Linked DNA regions of Homo sapiens: all the other regions are linked to region 3. Evidence: read pairs that join two places in POLR2A ChIA-PET (ENCODE). Cell type or tissue: Caco-2. All regions are shown on one strand.

Region 1 (8,000 bases), 61 kb before region 3:
AATTATTTTGATATTAAAAAGTACTACTATTTCAAGTAAATATCACTACCTTGTGCATTATTTGATTACAAGATTTTAGCTGACTGCTGACTTTCAGCTAACTGCCATATAAACACATCCCAGAAATACTTAAAAGTATATCCACCAAAGGGGAAGCCAGTTTATGGTTTACCAGTTATATAAAGAATTGTATGTGAAAACCTAAAATAGCTGGCACCAGAGTTTCAATCTAGTCATAACACTTAGCTTCCCTTTTGGGCTAGCCCCCTTGGTCCACCCTAGATTATGAACCAGTCTTGGGGTCTGCCATAGTCCTTAAACAAGACCCTTTGGAGGATGCTTGCCCTAGGAAGCATTTTATGGATAGTCTTAAAAATATGCACTTTGGGAAGGAAATGGTAACTTTTGGATATGGTTGAGAGAAAAGAGAAGTTGCCAAGGATCAGGATCAACACACTAATAATATTTGTTGTGTGCCTGACACTGTTGTAAGTACCATATTAAAGAAACTGAGGCAAAGAAAAGGTTGAGTAACTTACCCAAGGTCACTCACCTACTAAGAGGAGACTGTAGGTATCTTGAACGGTGGGTTGCATGACTGGCACATGAAGAAAAGGCAGAGTAAAGCATCTAGGTGACAAGTGCACACGGTACCTTCCTTCCTCATCACTCTTTCCTGAATACGTGTAGTTTACCTGAAGTTTGGGTTGGCATTTTCTGTGCCTTTAAAACTTGGACATTTTGTTGTCAGTGTCTTCATGGTTATTGAAGATTGTGCTAGGCCAAAAATGAGAAATAACTAAGTAGTGTGTGAATCTAAAAGTGATAACTCCAGGGGTCTTTAGCCCATTTTAGGGCTTATTTTTCTCTAAAGCCCTTCATTCTAAAAGCATGCCTATAACATATTGTCTAGTAGATAAGACACAGAGTCACTGGCTTGAATATTGCACTGAAATGGATTTGCATTTTCCCCCTCTTAGTTGGAAACAGTGGAACAGAAAATTGTGTATGTAGTTTTGTATTCCAGTACAAGAACTTTGCCCCAAAAGGGGAGGACTAGAAAGTTTATATAAATGTTACTAACTTGATATTCCCCATCCTGTGTCCATGTGTTCTCATTGTTCAATTCCCTGTATACATATGTAACAAACCTGCACATTGTGCACATGTACCCTAAAACTTAAAGTATAATAATAATAAAATTTAAAAAAATGTTACTAACTTGAAATGGAGAAGAGTATATTAGGTGCTCTATTTGTAGACATTGGTGTAGAGCTGCTTTTTTTTTTCCTGTTTATTAGGTACTTAAATATATATCTTTGATTTCTAAGTCATAATCTTTTTCCCCCTGGTGACAAAGATTTATTTTACAGTTGTCTGGAATTTTGCTTCAAAAAATATTAATAATCATTAATGCAAGTAGTCTCAAGAAAGTATAAATAAATGCTAGCAGTATCAAAGATTGGATTTTCAACATAATTAAGATGTTAGCTAGGTAACAATATGTATCCTGTGGGGTTTTTTGTTTGTTTGTTTTTATGAGACAGAGTCTTGCTCTGTCACCCAGGCTGGACTGCAGTGGCATGATCTTGGCTCACTACAACCTCTGCCTCCCAGGCTCAAGCGGTTCTCCTACCTCAGCCTCCCAAGTAGCTAGGACTACAGGCATGCCCCACCATGCTCTGCTGATTTTTGTATCTTTAGTACAGAAAGGGTTTCACCATGTTGGCCAGGCTGGTCTCAAACTCCTGACCTCCAGTGAATCACCTTCCTCAGCTTCCCAAAGTGCAGGGATTACAGGCGTGAGCCACTGCACCTGGCCCCTGTGGTTTTGATGTATCCTGGTGAATTCATCATGCTTACAGTTCAGTGCCAAGATTGCTGTTTTATAAAATGAGGATAACATTATTCAAAACCAATCAAATTGTCCCTTTGAACTTTTCCTCCCTTGTGGAGGTAGAGGTTGTAGTTAGTATTTATAACTACCTTCTTCCACAATGCATTTCTGTATTCCTTTGCCTTCAGCAAGCACCTCAGCTGGTGATGGTTCTTTACCTGGTGGAATGACTCAGACCTTTATTCCTGAAGGTCTGGTCATTAATAGTCGTGCTTGGATTGGGTTGTTGTAGTTTGCTACTGACATAAATCACAGGGCATGGTAGTACTACAGGATGCCCTAAGGGATCTTCTGTATTCCACACATACTCTTTCTTACCTCCATTTTGGGAGTGTTCATGAAGTTTTTTGACTATTAAATGAGCCATAATAGGTACAAGAAATTGTTCCTCAAAAAGTGGAAGTAAACCAGGTGCCATGGCATGTTCCTGTAGTCCTAGCTACTCCATAGGCTGAGGCAGGAGGATCACTTGAGCCCAGGAATTTGAGGCTGCAGTGAGCTATGACCACATCACTATACTCCAATCTGGGCACCAAAGCGAGACCCCCCAACACCAACCCTGTCTCTAAAGAAAAAAAGTGATTTGAAATAGAAAACATTTTTTAAAAAGTGGAGGTGCTTAATCATTGTTCATTGTTCATTTTCTTTTTGCTTCCTCTAATATCTCTGCCAGTACTCAACAAAAGTTCCTTTTTCAAAGCAAATGTGTTTAAGCAGAGGACAGCTAAGGAGGATGAGGGGGAGCTTTTGCAATATATTGTTATACTTTTGAAGTGGTAATGCTTAGCTCAAGTAGGATTTTCTTTTTAAAGCAGCATTGTCTTAGATCTCTGCTCAGTGGCTGGTATTCCCACAGCTAACCTCAAAAAGCCTTTTGGTTGGTGGAATAGCTGTGACCTGGGTAGGGAGGGCCTAACCCCAGGGCTAAGGCTTTCAAAAGGCAGTGTACAGGTTTTGGTTTTTGCATTTGTGTTTGTTTTTGTTTGTTGGTTGGTTTTAGAATACTTAATGCTTTAATTGGACCATTTTTCAGTGCTTGCAGCCCCTGTATGCATTAAGGATAGAACTGAGGTGTTACAGGAATGTTCCAAAATATTTTCTGTTACACTTGGAAAAATATATTCAGTTCCTAGATTTCAGGTTATTTTGCTGTTAGATAAGCAGCATGAAAAAACAGTATTTTTTCCTCCCGAACTTTCTTGATTAAAGGGTCGAGTGGTGGAAAATATCTCGAAGCGATGCGGTGGATTCCTGAGGAAGCTCAGCTTGCGAGGCTGCATTGGTGTTGGGGATTCCTCCTTGAAGTAAGTCAAATCCAGTGACTCACTGTCATGGCAGCTTGTAGCATTTTCATCAGCAAAAATAAACCAAGCCTATTACATGCTCTTCTTCTGTTAAAATTCTTTCTGTGGTAATTTGCATAGAGTAATGAGAGGACCAGGACTTTGGAATAGCAAACCTGGGTTGGAAACCGAGCTGTACTGTTGTTAGGGATGTGACCTTGGGACAAATTATTTCCCCCGGCCGAGTGTCAGTTCTCTCTTCTGCAAAGTCAGGGCAGCTATAGCTCCCACAGGACTGTCATAGGCATAACAAGAAATAACATGTATGAAGTGCCTACCTCTTTTCTATTCCCTTCTTCACTTCGGCATCTTCCTAGTTTTCCTCTCATAATATTAGCTACCTTTATATATAAATTTTACTAATTGATAAAATAACTATTTCAAAAATTTCCTTGGCATAAGCTAGAATTTTGCTTACTCATAATGAGATGTGATTTTTACATTAATTTTATTACAGTTAGCAATATATCCTATACAACCAAATATTTGCCCATCTCTTACTGGATAGCCATTATTTATTGGGGTTTTTTTTTTTTTTTGAGACCGAGTCTCACTCTGTCACTCAGGCTGGAGTGCAACGGCACAATCTCAACTCACTGCAACCTCTGCCTCCCAGGTTCAAGTGATTCTCCTGCCTCAGCCTCCTGAGTAGCTGGGATTACAGGCGTGCACCACCATGCCCAGCTAATTTTTGTATTTTTAGTAGAGATGGGATTTCACCATGTTGGCCACGCTGGTCTTGAACTCCTGAGCTCACCCATCTTGAACTCCCAAAGTGCTGGGATTACAGGTGTGAGCCACTGCACCCAGGCTATTGGGAATGTTATCAATGCTAAGGATGTGTACTGGCCAGGCACAGTGGCTCATGCCTGTAATCCCAGCTCTTTGGGAGGCTGAGGTGGAACGATCCCTTGAAGCCAGGAGTTTGAGACCAGTGTGGGCAGCAAAATGAGACTCTTCGACCAAACAAACAAACAAACAAACAAACAAACAAACCAACAACAATTTGTGCTTTGAGGATTTCTGGAGACAGAGATGATTAAAACCTTCATGTCTTTATCCTCATGGCCTCTAGTATTGCTTATGAGTTTGGCTAAAATTAGGATATACCCCCCATAACCTTGGAATACACTTTGTGTTCTTGCAGACCTAAATATTACCACAATGTACAGCAATCACAGACTTCCAGTAAGAATGTGCAACATACAGTGAATGCAGACAGTAGAATTTATAATTCAAACATCTGCTATACCATTGCTGAAAAAAAATTGATTCACAACATCTTTTAAGTATAAAAACACTCACTTTAAATGTTATGGAACAAAATGATTTTCCTTAAATGAAGAAAATTCTTTAAATCATGAATTAGATTGGCTCTTTTAAACATGTTTAAACAACCCTCCATCACTCATATAAAGCACACTTGAATTGCCATGTATTATTTATTTTATATATTATTGGATCCTATTTGCTACAATTTTGTTAAAAAATTTTGCATTTGTGGTCATGAGGAATATTGTCTTATGATTTTATTTTCTTATAATGCTTTTGTCTGGTGTAGGTATCAAGGTAATACTGGCTTCATGGAGTGAATTGGGAAGTATTTCCTCCTATTCACATTTCTGGGGGTGTGTTCAGTGGCTGACATCTATAACCCCAGTGCTTTGGGAGGCCAAGGTGGGAGAATCACTTGAGCCCAGGATTTTGAGACCAGCCTGAGCAACACAGCAAGACCCCATCTCTAAAAAAAAATTAAGTAGCTGGGTGTGGTGGTGCATACCTGTAGTCCTAGCTATTTGGGAGGCTAAAGTGGGAAGATCACTTGAGCCCAGGAGTTCAAGGCTGCAGTGAGCTATGATCACACCACCATACTCAAAGCTGGGTGACAGAGTGAGACTCTATCTCTGAAAAATAAAAACAATTTGGCTGGGTGCGGTGGCTCATGCCTGTAATCCCAGCACTTTGGGAGACTGAGGCGGGTGGATCACTAGGTCAGGAGATTGAAACCATCCTGGCTAACACAGTGAAACCCTGTCTCTACTAAAAATACAAAAAATTAGCTGGGCGTGGTGGCAGGTGCCTGTAGTCCCAGCTACTCGGGAGGCTGAAGCAGGAGAATGGCCTGAACTCGGGAGGTGGAGCTTGGCAGTGAGCAAGCAACAGAACGAGACTCCATCTCAAAAATAAATAAATTAAATAAAAAAACAATTTTAAAAAATTCTGGGAGTGTTTATGTACAATTTGTATTTTTTAAAAATGTTTTGTAGAATTCACTATTGAAGCCGTCTGCTCCTACATGTTTTTTTGGGGGAAGGTTTTTAATTACAAAGTCAGTTTCTTTTTTTTTTTCTTTTTAGATGGAGTTTCACTCTTGTTGCCCAGGCTGGAGTGCAATGGCACAGTCTTGGCTCACTGCAACCTCAAAGGATTCTCCTGCCTCAGCCTCCCAAGTAGCTGAGATTACAGTCACCCACCACCATGCCTGGCTAATTTTATATTTTCAGTAGAGACGGGGGTTTCACCATGTTGGCCAGGCTAGTCTTGAAGTCCTGACCTCAGGTGATCTGCCTGCCTCGGCCTCCCAAAGTGCTGGGATTATAAGCGTGAGCCACCGCACCCGGCCTCAATTTCTTTAATATGTATAGAACTCTTCAGATTATTTCTTCATAAATGAGTTTTGGTAGTCTGCGTCTTTCAAGGAATTTGTCAATTTCACCTAAGTTCCTGGACTTATTAGCATTAAGTTGTTTATAATATCCTCTTATTTTAATATCTGTAAAATCTGCAGTGATATCCCCTCTCATTTCTGAAATTGGTAATTGTTGTCTTTTTTTTTTTGGTCCTCGTCAGTCTGGCTATTAAGAGGTCTATCAATTTTATTGATATTCTCAAAGAACCAGCTTTTGTTTTCACCCATTTTTCATTGTTTTTCTGTTTTCTACTTCATTTATTTCCACTCTGATCTTTATTATTTCCTTCCTTTTGGTTACTTTGGGCTTCATTTGTTTTTGTTTTTGTTTTTTCTCTAGTTTCTTAAGATGGAAGCTGAAGTCATTGGTTTGAGACCTTTTTTTCTAGTATGGGAGTTTAATGACATAAACTAAGTCAATACTTTGGGGAAAATTTATGCCACAAATTCTTATATGCTATGTTTTCATTTTCATGCAAAATGCATTCTAATTCCCCTTTTGATTTCTTCCATGACCCATGGGTTGTTTAGAACAATATTATTTAGTTTCCAAATATTTGGACATTTTCCAGAAGAGCACGTTAATGATTCCTAATTCAATTCAGTTGTGATCACAGAACATAGTTATACCCTGAATCCTTTTAATTTTATTGAGACTTGTTTTGTGGCCAGTAATATGGCCAGTCTTGGCAAGTGTCCCATGTGCACTTGAAGAGAATGTATATTCTGCTGTTAGATGAAGTGTGCCATAAATGCCAGTAGGTCAGGTTGGTTGATAGTGTTGAGCAGATCTTCTATATTCTTACTAATTTTCTGACTACTAATTTATCAACTAATAAAAGGAGTATTGAAATATCTGCCTATAATTTTGCATTTGTCTATTTCTCCTCACAGTCCTATCAGCTCTTGCTTCAAGTATTTTGAAGCTCTGTTACTATGTATATAAACATTTAGAATTGCTATGTCTTTTTCATTGATTGTCCTTCTTTTATTCCTGATAGTTTTCTTTACTATAAAATCTTCTTTGTCTGATATAGTCATTCCAGCTTTCTTTTGACTAGTGTTGGCATTATATATGTTTTTCCATCATTTTATTTTAATCTATTTGTATCTATATTTAAAGTTGATTTTTTATAGTTGGGTGTTGCTTTTTTTTCCTTTTTTTTAGATGGAGTCTTGCTCTGTCGCCCAGGCTGGAGTGCAGTGGAGTGCAGCTCACTGCAGCCTCTGCCTCCTGAGTTCAAGCCATTCTCCTCAGCCTTCCGAGTAGCTGGGACCACAGGCGTGTGCCACCACGCCCAGCTAATTTTTTATATTTTTAGTAGAGATGGGGTTTCACCATGTTAGCTAGGATGGTCTTGATCTCCTGACCTTGTGATCCGCCTTCCTTGGCCTCCCAAAGTGCTGGGATTACAGGCGTGAGCCACCGTGCCCAGCTGGGTGTTGCTTTTTATCCAATATGACAATCTTTGCTTTTTAATTTGTGTTAGACCATTTGCATTTAATGTGATTATTATGGTTAGGTTTAAATCTACCCTCTTGCTGTTTGTTTTCTATTTGTCCCATACATCCTTTTTTCTCTTTTCCTCTTTTTCTTTCTTCTTTTAGATTTTTTTTTTTTTGAGACAGGGTCTTGCTCTGTTGCCCAGGCTGCAGTGCAGTGGCACAATCTCGACTCACTGCAGCCTCTGCCTCCTGGGTTCAAGCGATTCTCGTGCCTCAGACTCCCAAGTAGCTGGGACTACAGGCATGGGCCACCTTGCCTGGATAAGTTGTATATTTTTAGTAGAGACAGGTTTTCACCATGTTGCCCAGGCTGGTCTTGAACTCCAGACCTCAAATGATCTGCCCACCTCAGCCTCCCGAAGTGCTGGGATTACAGGCATGAGCCACCATGCCTGGCCGAGATTAAGTGTTTTTTATGATTTCATTTTATATTCTTTTTTAGCTTCATTTCTATAGCTCTTCATATGTTTAGTTGTTGCTTTAGAGTTTATTGACTGCATCTTTGATTTAGTACAGTCTACCTTCATATTGTATTACATAACACTTCCACTTCTCCTCACTCGGT
Region 2 (8,000 bases), 190 kb after region 3:
TTTGAACTTGTTAATTAAATAAAACCTTCAATCAATTATCAACACAGTTCAACACAGTTCTAGTTCAGACTCTGCTTCTCTCTTCCATGAATTATAACAACTCCTATCTAATTAAACAATGCTTTTCATTGTTTCTTCTCAATCACTTTCATAGCTGGAGTAAAAATTAGGCTTGGACATCACCTCCTCACCAAAAATCTACAACTGTCAAAGATTCCTACTATCTATGAAATAAAGTCAAAATTCCTTTTCATAACATTCAAAGCCCTCCACACTATGATCTCAACCTACTCCCCAGCCTTCAACCACCTTCTTTTCCCACTGAAACCTTTCATTTATCATATGTTCTGGCCTCAGGGGCCTATCTGATGGCTCTGCAGCATATGACATAGCTTTACATTTCTGCTTAGGTTGTACTCCACTCACTCTCCCTACAGTTAATGGATTGCTCCCCATTTTTAAGGCAATTCTATGGTACATTTTCTGATTTTGTCTTCTGTCACATTCTTATTTTTCCAATTACCATTTTCCTCAATGTAAGACGGGTTGGTTAAAACTGTTCTGTAAAGGGCTGGACAGTAAATATTTTAAGCTTTGTGGACCACATACAGTCTCTGTCTCATATTCTTCACCCCCATCCCCTACCTTTTAAATCACCCTTTAACAACGTAAAAAACCCCCTTAGCATGTGTAGGCTGTACAAAACCAGACTATTGGCCACATTTTACCTGCAAGCTGTTGTTTGCTGACCCCTGACATAAGACAGAGATGACTGAACAACTGTTGTCAAAAGTTTGAACCACTTCAAATAACAATGTCTTATTCAGCTTCTTCCTAACACAGTATTTAATTAAACATATTTACCTAATTTAAAAAGGCAGAGTTCTTTACAATCTTCTTAAACATCAAATGTACAAATCTTGTTTTTCCTGTCTTTATTATTGTTGGCGATAGTGGTGTGAAGTTGTCAGAATCAAAATGAAGTCATTTGTGTTACAACACACACACATACACATACACTTGACAAATGGAGCTGAGGAAGGCCATTAAGGGAGAGTTCTTATGAATAAATGACTGATAACAAGAGCTATCACAAAAGACTCCAAAAAAACACAACCTTGCACAAAGGCTATCGCAACCTTACAAAAACAAACAAACAAACAAAAATTCTGCAAGGACATCTACGCAGCAACTGCCTGTCCAACCTCAAGTTGGCATCACCCTTGTTACTGATCCTTGTAGTCCAGGATAACCACCTCAAAATGATTATGTAATCTTCCTCATTTTTCCTTTAAAAACCTTTGTTTTCCTTTACCTCCCTGAATACGCATAGTTTACTACTGTATGCAAAATACCACTGTAATCCTCATTCCTGCATAAATACTAATATCATTTTCTTTCAGAGAAACTCTCTTGTTATTCAGGTTTACAGGTGTGATGTTAAGAATTGTAGAAACCAGAGACAGAGGCAGACACTAACTGAAAGACCTGATAGGGCTATATACTCCGTTCCAAACACCAGGCTACATTCTACTAATGTGTATCTCATTTAATCCTTATGTTCTACGGGGTTGACATTATTAGCTCTACTAACCTATGCAGGGACTAAGGTTCAGAGCAGTTAAATAATTGCCTAAGGTAGAACAGTCAATGGCAGTTGTAGGACTCAAGCCCAGACCTGACTCTGTACTCCTTGTTCTCTGAAAACCAAGGCAACCAGCAGCCCAAATAAACCAAAGCTTAATATGATAAAACTAAGAAAAGTGGGTGGTCATAATAATCACTTCATCCCTTTTCCCTTACATGAGATATGATTAAAAAAACAAAACAAAACACTTTTTTATGGTTTTCTGGAAGGCAAGAAATGAATGACCAATTCTTGCAGCAGACAAATAATTAAACAATGCAGTATCAGAGCTATACTAACAACAACAACAACAAAAAATTAAACTTACCTCCTCACGGGAACTGATTTTGATGTGCAATTGCTTGTTATTAAAGGTATAAGTCTGGGTACATGAGTATGCTGAAAAAGATGTTTTAGAAAAGGTTGAAAATACTACACACTTCATGTGGTCCTTTCTTCTATTTGCCTTACATTCAAGTATTTAGTTATGTTACAAGAGGACAAAAAGACCAGATATTAGATTTGAAAGAAATTAAGACCAGTCTTGAAAAGTTTTCCTGAATTAATGTAATGTAATGATGATACAGTTTCAAAAGGACAGGTATGGATATAATATGATCTAACAAAGAAAAGTTAACTGTTTAACTGCAAAGAACTGTTAAGACAATATAGTTTTGGGGGAGAGGGAGCACTAAGAGGGACTGGGCATGTACTGGCCACATTTTCTGAAGTACCATGGCTACTGCTGGTAAAAAATCATAATTGCCATGTCATCAAAGCAGGTAGTCGAGTGAATCTATTTCCTTAACTATTGGGAATGCACTTTGAAATGGTGGTCTTAATAGAACTTTCACTTCATTCTGGCTGAATCGTATCTCTCTAGAATTCAAGTAGAAGTTCCATAAAGACATAATCTTCTGATTTCTATTAGTAATTCTTATGCCCTTCTTTAGTGAAGCAAACAGTAAAAAGTTCATAATAGACATTAACATAAGCATACATATTTAATTCCTTAAATCTCCTGTATTCCTTCTGAGCTAATGGTACAGGCTGGGTTATCTAGGAAGCAGGCTATGAGATGGAGTTTAGCATGCAGGATATGTATTAGGAAGTGCCCTTGAAAGACAAATATCACATGTTCTCACTCATGTGGGAGATAAACAAAAGTGGATCTCATGAAGATAGAGAATAGGTTAGTCATGATCAGAGGCTAGGAAGGATAGGGGGAGGAGGGAGTGAAAAGGGGTTGATTAATAGGTATAGAGTTAGAACAATAAGATCTAGTGTTCGATAGTTCAGTAGGTTGACTATGGTTAACAACAATCTATTGTACATTTCAAAATAGCTAAAAGAGAATAATTAGAATGTTCCTAGCATGAAGATAAATATTTAAGGTGATTAATTCCCTATTACCCTAATTTGACACTGACACATGTGAATGCATTAAAATATCACATGTACCCCCAAAATATGTACATTACATATTAATTTTTTGTAAATGCCCTTGGGGTTACCATCTGTGGATGTGAGATGAAGGAAGCAGGAGTGGAGCAGGCAGAGGAAGAAATTGAACTGTGATACAGCCCAAGGCTATCTTTGCCCAAAACCATTACGAAGCTCTAAACTGAAATAGTCCCTGAGAATACTCTTGAATTGGTCCAAGATGGCCAAACCTTTATACTTCCACATCAATCAGTTATTGGATATGGGCAATACTGGGAAGGGGCAACACCTTGGGAAAGGCAGCTCTCTAGCTGAAATAATCCTTTAAGACACTGGCAACAGAAGGCTGTCTACTAACAGTTCTCCTAGCATTGGGGAAACAAGTCTTTCATTGAAGGAAAGTGCATATGGCACATCAGTGTTTGCCACAGCTAACTCAACCAAAATAAATGAAAACCCTTTTTTCAGCCACTAAAGAGAAACGATCTATAGACTTGAAGCTGTTGAAGATGAGAATAATGCAAGAAAGTGTGCTGACATGCCTGTTAGTCAACTGTTTAATTCAGCATGAAAGGACTCTGTGGACCTGCTCCCTACAGCATTCACAAGAGCCCACTTCTCAAACATTACTACGGAGGTAAAACCCATGGAGATCCCCTAGCTACAACAACTATAAAGGAGGTCTTACCTACCACACTTCTCCATTTTTCTTCTAACTTCTGCAAAATCCTAATGCTGGGTTAATCACATCCATGACAGTGGCAAGGATGGAGAGATAAACTAACCTAACCATTGCTACATCATACTCAGGGGGAGCTGTACCAAAGGAAAGTAAAAATTTACATCAATTACAGATGAAGCATTCAATCAAACACTAAGTCAGAACAATTTACACTTTATTAATATAAGTTGACAACAGGGGAAAAAAAGCTTCCTAAAATTAAAAAGAGAATTAGAAATTAAGTACAGCAATCTAAGGAAGTAGACTCTTAGGAAATAAACAAAGCAAAGAAAAACAGGGGTAATATTTAAAAATTATTGCATTATTGGTGAGATGATAGGCTAGTATAATAACGTGAAAAATGAGCAATTTGAAAACAAAGTATAAAGAGTAAAGCCTGAGAATCACAAAATGGGTACTTTCAAATAAGTAGAATTTAAAGGAATTTTTCCTTACATACAGCTGTTAAGACAGAGACAAGAAGTTATTCAAAAAATGATAAATGACATCAAGGATTTCAGAATTTGTGTAACAAAAGTAACAGCAGGAAAAGATCTGAGCCAATAAGACAGAAGTACTAAATAAAGAAAAGATCCATGAAAATTAACATAAATTTAAGATAACCAATTTCTGTCAAAAATCCTTGTCCACTGTATAAGAATAGTATTAGTGAAAGACAATTGACTCCTAGACCTGCTGTGGGGAAAATCTTCACACAAAGGGACTGTCTTACAAAACTTCCTAAAGGTTGCTTGGTAGTGGTGGTGGTTGTTTTGCTATAAAATAATCAAATAGTCTCATTTTTAGAGGCAACAATAAAAAGTTAAGAAAACGGGCTGGGCATGGTGGCTCACGCCTGTAATCCCAACACTTTGGAAGGCCAAGGCAGGCGGATCGCCTCACTTTCCCAAAGTGCTGGGATTACAGGAGTGAGCCAGGAGGTCAGGAGTTCGAGAGCAGCCTGACCAACATAGTGAAACTTCGCCTCTACTAAAAATACAAAAATTAGCCAGGCGTGGTGGCAGGTGCCTGAAAGCCCAGCTACTTGGGAGGCTGAGGCAGAAGAATAGCTTGAACCTGGGAGGTAGAGGTTGCAGTGGGTGGAGATGGTGCCACTGGAGTGACAGAGCGAGACTCCATAACAACAACAACAAAATTTGTGAAAGAAAAGGAAAGTGAACCTGAAGTTCAACGGTCAAATTTTTAGTCCCCATATTCTGAATTGGCAAGGAAAAGCCAAACCAAATTATACAAAGATAAAAATATATATGAAAAGTGAGAAAACACTAAAGCCAAACAAGAATGACCCAGAATCAATTAAAAAAAGGGAAGTGACAGTATACCAATAAATGGGTCAGAAATAAAAGCAGTAAAAAACTACAGTTAATTACAGTTGCTGAAAATGAAAATATCTTTGTTAAATTTAATTCAATGGGTAAGGGAAAAAATGACATGAATGAAATAAAATGTATACTTTTTAAAAGGCAGAGAGGAGCATAACAAAGGTTTTATTCTTGACAATAAGGAACTTCTAAATTACAAAAAAAAAAAAAAAGGAAAGAAAAGCAGCACAACGAACAGGAAACAAAATATAAGAAAAAAATACTATTTCAAGATGATAATAGTAAAAAAACCTTGACCATACATAAAGTACATATATCAAGAACTGTTAGAAAAATGAAATTGACAAAATTAGAACCAGAATTTACCAGATAAAGCAGATTTAAAAAAAAAAAGAGACCATAAAGAACTTGAATAACGTAAATAAAACATAAGCTAGATTTAGTGATGAACAAAGTACTCAATTCTATGCCAAAGAATTCTACATTTGTAAATGATAACCAACTACCTATATAAAGTGATGACATACTAGAACACAAATAAAATTTCAAGACATTCACTAAAGAATAAATCATACAACCAAATTCCCTGATCAGAATGTCATGAAACTAAAAAATAATGACAATAAGAACAAAAGCACCATCTGAAAATGAAAATATTATTATGTAATTCAAAGAAGTTGAAATGGAAATTACAAATGATTGAAAACATAAATAAAACATGGTAAATTTAAATCACTGAGATGCTGCCAAAGCCAAACTCAGAAGAAAACCCAAAGCCTTATAATAATAAAGAAAAAGCAGTGCAAATTGTCTAAAGATATACCACAAAAATCTAGAAAAATAAAATGAGCTAAAAGTTGAAAAAAAAATAGAAACTAAAGAATTAGAAAAATTAAATAATCTCACTACAATCAATAAAACTATAAACTGAATTATAAAGAACCCAAAATAATGCCTCTGCCAAGTATATATAAAAGAATGTATAACATTCTAAAAAGAAAAAGTCAGCTGGGTGCAGGAGCTCACACTTGTAATCCCAGCTTCTTGGGAGGCTGAGGCGAGAGGATTGCCAACATTTCAAAATAAAAGATTCAAGATGCCCAGAGCCTAAAACAATGGAAATGTTATTATATAATCTTAAAGGTCATTAAACCCTAATAGCAGAACAATATATTAACAAAATATGTAAAACAGGAAAAAAAATTCACAAAATACTTATTCATTTAAATGAATGCCAAAATCTTACTAAACTTAGCCAACCGAATCTAGCAGTATCTTAATGTACAATGGCCAAGCAGAATTTAGTTCCTGAATGTATAATGAATAAATGAAAAAACAAAGATAATCATTTCTAAAGATATTAAAGGGCTATCTGATAAAATTCAACATCTATTCCTGATCAAACTTTAGCAAAATGTGAACAGCAGGAAATTTCCATAATCTAATATACTATATCCATAGAAACACATTAAAAATCATATTTAATTAACGTTAAATATGATCCCACCCAATTCAAGGATAAAACAAAGATTTCAATAATTCCCACTATACTTCCTTTTTTTTTTTTTTTTTTTTTTTGGGACAGTCTTGCTGTGTCGCCCAGGCTGGAGTGCAGTGGCGTAATCTCGGCTCACTGCAACCTCCCCCTCCCAAGTTCAAGCAATACTCCTGCCTCAGCCTCCAGAGTAGCTGGGATTACAGGCATGCACCATCACGCCCAGCTAATTTTTTTGTATTTTTAGTAGAGATGGGGTTTCACCATATTGGCCTGGCTGGTCTTGACTCCTGTGATCGACCTGCCTCAGCCTCCCAAAGTGCTAGATTACACACGTAAGCCACCATGCCCAGCCTCTATATTTTCTAACATTGTTACAAAGGTTCTGGATTAAGGTTGTCTACAATCTTAAAAAAAAAAAAAGCCTGAAACGGGAAAAAAGGACCATTTTCGTATTTTAAATTAGCATTTAATATAAAATACGAAAATTAGCATTTAATTTAAAATATGAAAATAGTGAAAAAGAACACTTCCTGGGAAAGTAATATTAGGAATAAACTTACTTTTTTTTAACAGGAAAGGACAAACTGATCAAGGAAACTGAAAACACATTTAAGAAACAGACTTACATATTTATGAAAATTTATTACATGAAAACAACACCATTTCAAAAAAAGGCTACATTGTAATTCACCACACGCTACTGGCTCAATTGGCTTTGTATTGGGGGAAATATGAAGTTAGAAATCTATATTTCACACAAAAATTAAATCCAGTTAGATCTAAACCTAAGAAAAAAATGACAGAAGTTCTAAATGATTGAATATTTTTGTGTAACTGTGAAATTGGGAAAGTTGTTTTAACTATAACAAAACCCACAAAATGAACAAGTCTCAATACATAAAAATTTAAAATTCTGATATATAACAAAAGAGCTTATACAATATTTGAAGCAATGTCAGACTGTAGAAAATACCACAACATATGCAACACAGAATTAATATCCTTGATATATAAAAAGATCTTAGAAGTGAGAAAAAATGCAGAGTATAAACTGACAATCCATAGAATTATAGAAGGAAAAAAATAGCTAACATCCCTAATAATGCAGGAAATGCAAAGTAGAATATGAAATAATGGTTATTAAATTATAAAATGCCAAAGATACTGATAAAAGACAATATTGGCAAAGGAATGGAGAAAAAGGACTCCAGGAAGAAGACTGCAGGAATAAGAATGGTGCGGATAATTATTATTATTATATATATATATATATATTTTTTTTTTTTTTGAGATGGAGTTTCACTCTTGTTGCCCAGGCTGGAGTGCAACGGTGCAATCTCGGCTCACAACAACCTCTGCCTCCCGGAT
Region 3 (8,000 bases):
TCAGGAGGCTAGGGTGGGTGGATCACTTTAGCCTGGGAGGTCAAGGCTGCAATAAGTCATGATTGTACCACTACACTCCAGTCTGGGTGACAGAGCAAGACCAAAAAGAGAGGGAGAAAGAAGGGAGAGGGGGAGGGAGAGGAGGAGGGGGGGAGAAAGGGGGAGAAGAGAAAGGGAGCAGAAAAAGAAAAGGAAGGGAAGGAAGAAAATATACATTTATAGAAAATTAAAAACTTGTTTAAGGATTCATGGAAAATTTTGGGTTTAAAACTTTTTGTCAAGATGATAAATGCTAAGATACAGTCTGTGCAAAGCACAACACACTATATTATATATGATACTCATATAGGTATTATTTTGAAAGTTATAATTTCTTTTAAAAGGGTACATAAAAGTACAGTTCCTTTAAAATTACTCAAAAAAAAGTTTGTTTTTTTTTTTTTTGAGACAGAGTCTCGCTCTGTCACCCAGGCTGGAGTGCAGTGGTGTGATCTTGGCTCACTGCAACCTCTGCCTCGGGTTCAAGTGATTCTCCTGCCTTGGCCTCCTGAGTAGCTGGGACTACAGGTGTGTGCCACCATGCCTGGCTAATTTTTGTATTTCTAGTAGAGACGGGGTTTCACCATGTTGGCCAGGATGCTCTTGATCTCCTGACCTCATGGATCCGCCCACCTTGGCCTCCCAAAGTGCTAGGATTACAGGCGTGAGCCATCGTGCCCGGCCCATATTTTTTAAAATTACTAAAATGTATGTTGTTTTAAACATGTCTACATATACAGTTCAGCTTTCTACCTTTTTTCTGAAAAGACTAGAAAAAATCAAGAAATAAATGAACACAATTCCAGAACCAAGAAAATACTCAACATTAATACTGCAGTAAGCAGAATAAAGGACAAGAAAATCACCTGCCCTTACATTGATTATATTCAAGTGAGGTATCACCTGAGAAAGAGGCACAAGGGAGCCTGCTGGAGTACTGGAAAAGATGGAAATAGGTAGTAGTTTCAAGGGAATATATATGTAAAAATTCATTAAGATTTGTGCACATTACTGTAATACTTCAAAAAAATTTTGTTAAAACCTAAGCTTTCCAAATGGACACTGAGCAAGGTAATTAACTGCTCTAAGTTTAATCTATAAATGAATAAATCTCTCCTAGAGTTACTGTGAGAACTGAATAAGGTTAACACATGTATTTAGTACAATGCTAGATGCACAGTATCAATTAATGTCAGTCTACTATATCACTACTACAGATGGTGGATTATGACTTTTATCGATATGAAATATCTTTATCTGGTTTAAGAACAACCATGATAAATTATGGGCATTCCCCCAGGCCAATAAATGCACATCCTACATGTTGCTTTAAACAGGGTGTATATGTGTACTAATTCATTCCATGGTATGTATGTAACAGAACTTAATCGACTATTCCACAAGTAAGGAAAATTCAGGTTATTTCCTTTTTTATCTTTAGAAATAAAGTTACAGTGAATATCCTTGCCCCTACATTGTTTCTTCTGTTATTTTTATGTCTACAACAGATTACCAAATAAGTTATTAAGGTTCTTTCAAATATAAAACTTAACTCTCAAATAAGTGATTGCCTATCCAAACACTAAATATAAAAACAAACAGGGAATTGTCACAAGTGCCAGAGACAGGACTACCTGAAGGTAAAACCTTATAGATTCTAAACTTATATATCAAATGAAAAGGTAGAAATAAGTTATTCTTCCACATTTCAGATTAATCACATGTAAAAGTCTAAAATCTATTGCTCTTTCCAAAACTTCGAGTAAAAATTCTATTTAATGACAGAAAAATAAACACTATATACTCAAGTGAACAGATGTATAATTCTAATTTTTTGAAAGAAAATGTATATACATTCAAGAAACAGACCAAAAATATTAGTCAATTTTTGGCATTATCCCTTCACATATTTCCCAGTTTTTCTACAATGAGCATATAACAGTAAAAATGTTCAAAAAATTGTTTAAAATCAGAATTCAACCTGCTTTCAGTATATGTATCCAACAAATTAATTCCTGCATTCAAAATACTTTTGTTTACAGGGGTAAGTCACATCAGCCTGTGCCCAAACTGCAAAGGGCAAACTCTCCTCTTTCCAAAGATAAACTCGGCCGGGTGCAATGGCTCACGCCTGTAATCCCAGCACTTTGGGATGCCGAGGCAGGCGGATCACTTAAGGTCAGGAGTCTGAGACTAGCCTGGCCAACATGGTGAAACCCTGTCTACTAAAATTACACAAAATTAGCTGGGTGTGATGGTGTGTGCCTGTAATCCCAGCTACTTGGGAGGCTGAGGCACGAGAATTGCTTTAACCTGGGGGGCGGAGGTTGCAGTGTGCCGAGATTGCGCCACTGCACTCCAGCCTGGGCGATAGAGCAAAACTCAGTCTCAAAAAAAAAAAGGTAAACTACCCCCACATCTCTATTTTCCCTCCTTCCCCACCAACCCTTTCATATCACTGAAATGTAACACTCTGACATAAACTACAAACAAGATATAGGGGATAAAATTTGATGTTTATTTAGCCACAGACTCCATCCTGGTGCAGCTTAAGTCTATTTTCAGCACAGAACTGCTTCATGTTCAAAATCCAGGTTCCTTGCTAGCTGGACTTCTGATTCATTCTCAAGTTCCATATTGAAATCACTGTCCCTAAAAATAACTGACTTCCTTTCCTACTTGCTAGTCCTTTGGATTATGTCTTAAAAATCCTGTAATAAATCTTCCTCCTCAGACCCTCTTTAATGCAAATCAGTTTACACAAACTGTACTTCAGCTGCTCACAGTAAAATTCCTACAATTTTCATTAAGTTGTAAAATTTAAGAAAAAGAACCTAATTTTTAATTATTACCAATAATCTAGGCTACAATGCCAAAATATTATTTTGTATTTCTGTAAATTCTTACATGTCAAATGTGACATAACCACACTAACCTTGGTTCAAATAAGTAAGCGTTTCATCATGCAGTTTTACTGCTGGTGACGTTGCAGCACACATCACATACTGAAAGGGTGGGTGCTCTGTTTCACCATCCAATGGAAGGCTGGAATCTTCCTGCTTGAAAATGGGCAATGCCAAGACATCACTGAAAAGCAAAAAATCAACACTGACCTTACTTTGGGTTTGAAATATTTGTCTACAGCCATATCATCCTGAATGCACCCAATCTTGTCTGAAATATTTAAAAGCATATAAACATTTAGGGATAGTTTTTTTTTTAAGATCAGAAATTATATGTAGAATAAAAGAACTATGAATGCTATGTGGTTCATCTAAAGGATGGCATTAACAACCCCTATCTCGGGGTGGGAAGTGGGGGAGGGCGGCAGGGCAGCTCTGAATATATATATATATATATATATATATATATATATATATATATAGCACTTTAAAAACTTCTTTTAAAACTTTAAGGTCCAGATTCTTTCTATAAAAAAAAAGCAAGTCAAGAGTACCTAGCTACTTGATTTGAAAGGCAAGAAATAATACTGCTGCCAAAGGTAGGTCACACTTGACACCATAGAATTACAAAGAAGCATCTGATTAAAATGGGGTTTTACAAAAAGTTCCCTGCTGTGCCTTGGCAAGTGTTAAGAACATGAAGCTTCATGCCTAATCTAAAACAATGGCTCCTACTGAGAGGTAAACAGGAGCAGCAGCAGTCGCAGCAGCTGCTATTCTCCCCCTAAGAATAACCTGGGGCACTGATTGGGAGAATGATGAGGGGTCTTCTGGGACACTGTTTTTATTGGATGTTGTTTGGTTTTAACAGCTTTATTGAAATATAATTTACATATCATAAAGTCACCCTTTTAAAGTCTGAAATTCAGTGGTTTTAAGTATATTCACATCATCAGTATCTAATTCTTGAATTCCAAAATATTTTCTCCCCTCAAAAAGAAATCCCATACCCATTAGTAGTCACTCACCATACTATCCCAGACCCACTCAGCCCCTGGCACCCACTGATTTGTTTTCTATCTCTACGGATTTGCTATTTGGGACATTTAAATGGAATCATATGACTATGTGGTCTTTTGTGACTGGCTTCTTTCACTTAGCATGTTTCATGGACCATCCGTGTTCTAACATGTACCAATGCTTCATTCTTTTTAATGGCTCCATTCCATTGTATAGGCATACCGTATTCTGTATCCATTCAGATGATGGCCATCTGGGTGGTTTCCATTTTTTAGCAATTATGAATCATGCTGCTATGAACACTTTTCTATGTTTTTGTGTAGATAAATTCTGCTAAGTATACACCTGGAACTGGAATTACTGGATCACATGGTAACTCTGTTTAACTTTATTTTACTTATTTTATTGGAGACAAAGTCTCACTTTGTCACCCAGGCTGGAGTGCAGTGGTGGTATCTTGGCTCACCACAACCTCTGACTCCTGGGCTCAAGTCATTCTCATGCTTCCGCCTCCCAAGTAGCTGGGATTAGAGGCATGTGCCACCACACCCAGGTAATTGTATTTTTAGTAGAGACAGGGTTTCGCCATGTAGGCCAGACTAGTCTCAAACTCCTGGCCTCAAGTGATCCGCCCGCCTCAGCCTCCCAAAGTGCTGGGATTATAGGCGTGAGCCATCACGCCCCGCCTCTGTTTAACTTTCTGAGCAACTGCCAAGCTGTTTTTCAAAGTGGTTGCAATAATTTTACATTTCCCCTATTAATGTATGGAAGGTGATTATTTGTTTTTGAGATAATTATCTGAGCTGTACGTTTGTATCTTAACTTTTCTATACTCATTCTTCAATAAAAAGTAAAATGATAATAACAGCAACAACAAAACATCAAATGAATAACTACTGTATCAACACCAATAATAGGGACTTGTCTGAACTGCTTATTTTCTCTTTTTTTCCTACAAGCTGTTCACTAAGATACTTGGGTAGCCAGGTCAATTCAATTCAATTCAAAAACAGAATGTGAAAACAAGTGAAATGGGACGGAAACCCTGGGAGAGAACGTTATCCCACCAGTAGTCCCTACTCCCCCCATGCATTTCTATTAAAGCACTGTGCTGATTTTCAAAGATACTAACTATCCACTAATTCTCCCTCTCTTATTTATACCCAGGAATTGTCAAAACACTCCTACGTACACAAGTAATAACCAAGGATCACACGGTTAGCAATGGTCCCAACACTCCCACAGAGTTCTCTCAACACCTTGACCTAGGGATTTTGCCCCACCTAAGCTCCTGCCTTGGGGGCAGATATAAAAACTTTTCAGAAGACTTCAGGCCAGGAGCAGTGACTCACACCTATAATTCCAGCACTTTGGAAGGCTGAGGTGGGTGATCACCTGAGGTCAGGAGTTCGAGACATGGCGGGGGAAACCCCGTCTCTACTAAAAATACAAAAATTAGCTGGGCGTAGTGGGGCACGCCTGTAGTCCCAGCTACTTGGAAGGCTGAGGCAAGAGAATTGCCTGAACCTGGGAGTCGGAGGTTGCAGTGAGCTGAGATCGTGACACTGCACTCCAGCCTCAGTGACAGAGCGAGATTCCATCTCAAAAAAAAAAAAAAAAAAAAAAGAATCAGATCACCTCTTTATAAAAATCAGTCATAACAGTCAAATTGGCTCCAGGGAAGATAAAAATATATACTGCATTTTGTGTATATGTAAGCATTTAAAACCCTCTCAGAGAGAAAGAAAACAAGAATGAGAGTTGTGACTCAGAACCATTAATTATACCGAAAAATAACACAGGGAATAATTTTAACATTTCAATGCTAACTGCTTGGGTTGATCATTAGATACAGATCATCAAAATAAGATGTATAACTGCATGAGAATGGCTTTTTTTAATAAATTGTCACATATGGAAGACAATTTTATATGCTTCAGATCCTAGAAGACAACCACTTTTTTATTCACTTGGTTATAGTCTCCATGATCCACACAGAAAATACTATGCTCATGGTAAGTGCTAAACGACTCCTGAACAAACATATAAACATGTAAAGATTATTTGCTATTGAATTTCCAATTAATTTTTTACTTAATTAGAAAGAAAATGCCTTCCAGTCAACACAGCAACCAGTGATCCTTTTCAAACAGAAGTTAAACCATTTCAATTCTCTGAATCCTTACATCAGCTCACTTTCAACCAAAGTCCTTACGAAATCCTACGTCTCAAAAAAAAAAAAAAAAAAGCCCTACGCAACCTGCTCTTCAACCCCTCTTCTCGTCACCCTCATTCCCCCTGCTCCAACTACCCCGGCCTCCTGATTCTACTCTTCTACTGGATATCCTAATGGCTCATTTCATTCAAATGTCATCTTTTCAGTGACAACATGACACTGGAGTCCTCCCACCCACACTCCCAATTTCCCTACCCTAGCTCTATACACAGCTCTTACCACTTTCCAAAAATATACATGACTTACTAACTTTGTATCTGCTATAAGCACGTAACTCCAAATACGTGTTTCTTCAATGACTGATGCCAGCATCTAGCACAAAGGAGCTCAAATACTTGCTAAATCAATGAACTGATTGCTGCATTAATAATCAACCAATTAGTATTAAGATTGAAAACTAGGTCTCCAGACAAGATTATAATTTCTACTATGTTGAAAGTCCTAAAACCTTGATGGTTTTTGTAATCCCATAAATGGAAACAGACTTTTGAGTACTAAAGACAGAATGTTAAACGGAACTAAAAGTAGGGTGTTTCTTTATTTTTTTTTTTTTAAGACAGGGTCTGGCTCTGTCTCCCAGGCTGGAGTGCAGTGGCATGATCATGGCTCACTACAGCCTCAACCTCCCACCTCAACCTCCCAAGTAGCTAGTATTACAGGCTTGTACCACCATGCCTGGCTAATGTTTGTATTTTTAGTAGAGTGGGGTTTCCCCATGTTGGCCAGGCTGATTTTGAACTCCTGGCCTCAAGTGATCCACCCACCTCGGCCTCCTAAAGTGCTGGGATTACAGGCATGAGCCACTGCACCAGGCCCAAATGATGCATTTTAGAAGGCAAAACTGAAAGATCTACATGTTGGTAAATTTTAATGTAGCTTAGCACCAAAAATCAGGATGCTAAAAAAGACTTGGAAATCACAACAAGCTTGATCAAATGAAGTATAAAAATCTACTAGGACATCTAAAAATCCAGCAATGTAAGCTGCCTTCAGGGAGGACAAATGAATGACTGCAAGACCCTAGTGTGAGGCAGAGACTGCACTGTACACCCTCTCATAGCCTTTGAAAATAATTATGTGAATGTACTGATTTTCAAAAACAGTGAAAATTTGAATTTTTCTTAAGGACAAGATAGATAAAACATATATGGAAGCTAAATGAGAATTCTAAAGAGACATGAAAGAAACAAAATAGAAAAAACAACATAGAGAACTGTTTAGTAATGGCAGGCTAAGTAATTTAAATGAACCTATACCCCATCCACCCTCACTGAGGATAGGGGGGAAAAAAGTTGTCAGAGAACACATATATTCTTGAAAGTATTAAAGAACTAACAAGATAAAGAAACAGGCTGAAATCTGAAAAAGTGCAGTAAGTCCAAGCAAGCCTAGAACTGAAAGTGGCTTTTACCTACCCAAACTGAGGAAAGAACTGCAAAGCTGTACTGTAGTTTTAGTGGCCTTGTGGGTGTAGGATACAGCCATCCACATTAAACTGGAATGAGAACAACTAGATGCTCAGGGTAAGGGTGAAGGGAAAGTACTGGTTAGCTTCTCCAGCCTGGTCCGGGGAACCACTGACAGGTAGGGCTCCCAGGGGTCTGACAAGCAAGTGAAAAGACTTAGGCATCAAATTATTCCAAGTAATTCTGAAATGCCAGTACACCAAAATAACCAGGCATAAAAGGACAAACAAGACTCTAGAAGCAAAAACCAACAGCAAAAACAACAGATGACATATATCCAGTTCCAGATTTTGTCTGCTGGTATTCAGATCTTTTCTGCCTCTACTGCAGAAGGTT

Evidence for each region. ChIA-PET counts read pairs that join two places held together with the same protein. Peaks named below come from ENCODE experiments on the same cell type or tissue, not always from the same donor. Only the 100,000 strongest peaks of a DNase experiment are listed, where the experiment ranks them.
Region 1: POLR2A ChIA-PET joins it to region 3 with 8 read pairs; 3 of 35 experiments call an interaction of 5 or more read pairs at or near these places.
Region 2: POLR2A ChIA-PET joins it to region 3 with 6 read pairs; 2 of 35 experiments call an interaction of 5 or more read pairs at or near these places.

Annotation. Positions count from the first base shown.
Region 1 is chr3:33,361,519-33,369,518 of GRCh38, forward strand. FBXL2 (F-box and leucine rich repeat protein 2) reads left to right here. Exons shown (of 15, transcript NM_012157.5): 5 at 3,107-3,201. Among named protein-coding and RNA genes, the nearest start is that of UBP1, 75 kb to the right of the region's middle. In Caco-2, no CTCF peak of the experiment used is centred here; no DNase peak of the experiment used is centred here.
Region 2 is chr3:33,610,046-33,618,045 of GRCh38, forward strand. It overlaps CLASP2 (cytoplasmic linker associated protein 2), which reads right to left. Exons shown (of 39, transcript NM_001365631.1): 13 at 1,956-2,026. Among named protein-coding and RNA genes, the nearest start is that of CLASP2, 100 kb to the right of the region's middle. In Caco-2, no CTCF peak of the experiment used is centred here; no DNase peak of the experiment used is centred here.
Region 3 is chr3:33,422,616-33,430,615 of GRCh38, forward strand. It overlaps UBP1 (upstream binding protein 1), which reads right to left. Exons shown (of 16, transcript NM_014517.5): 2 at 2,975-3,126. It also overlaps a transcript of FBXL2 not described here. Among named protein-coding and RNA genes, the nearest start is that of UBP1, 14 kb to the right of the region's middle. RefSeq lists an enhancer at 3,480-4,037. In Caco-2, no CTCF peak of the experiment used is centred here; a DNase peak (open chromatin) is centred at 4,501.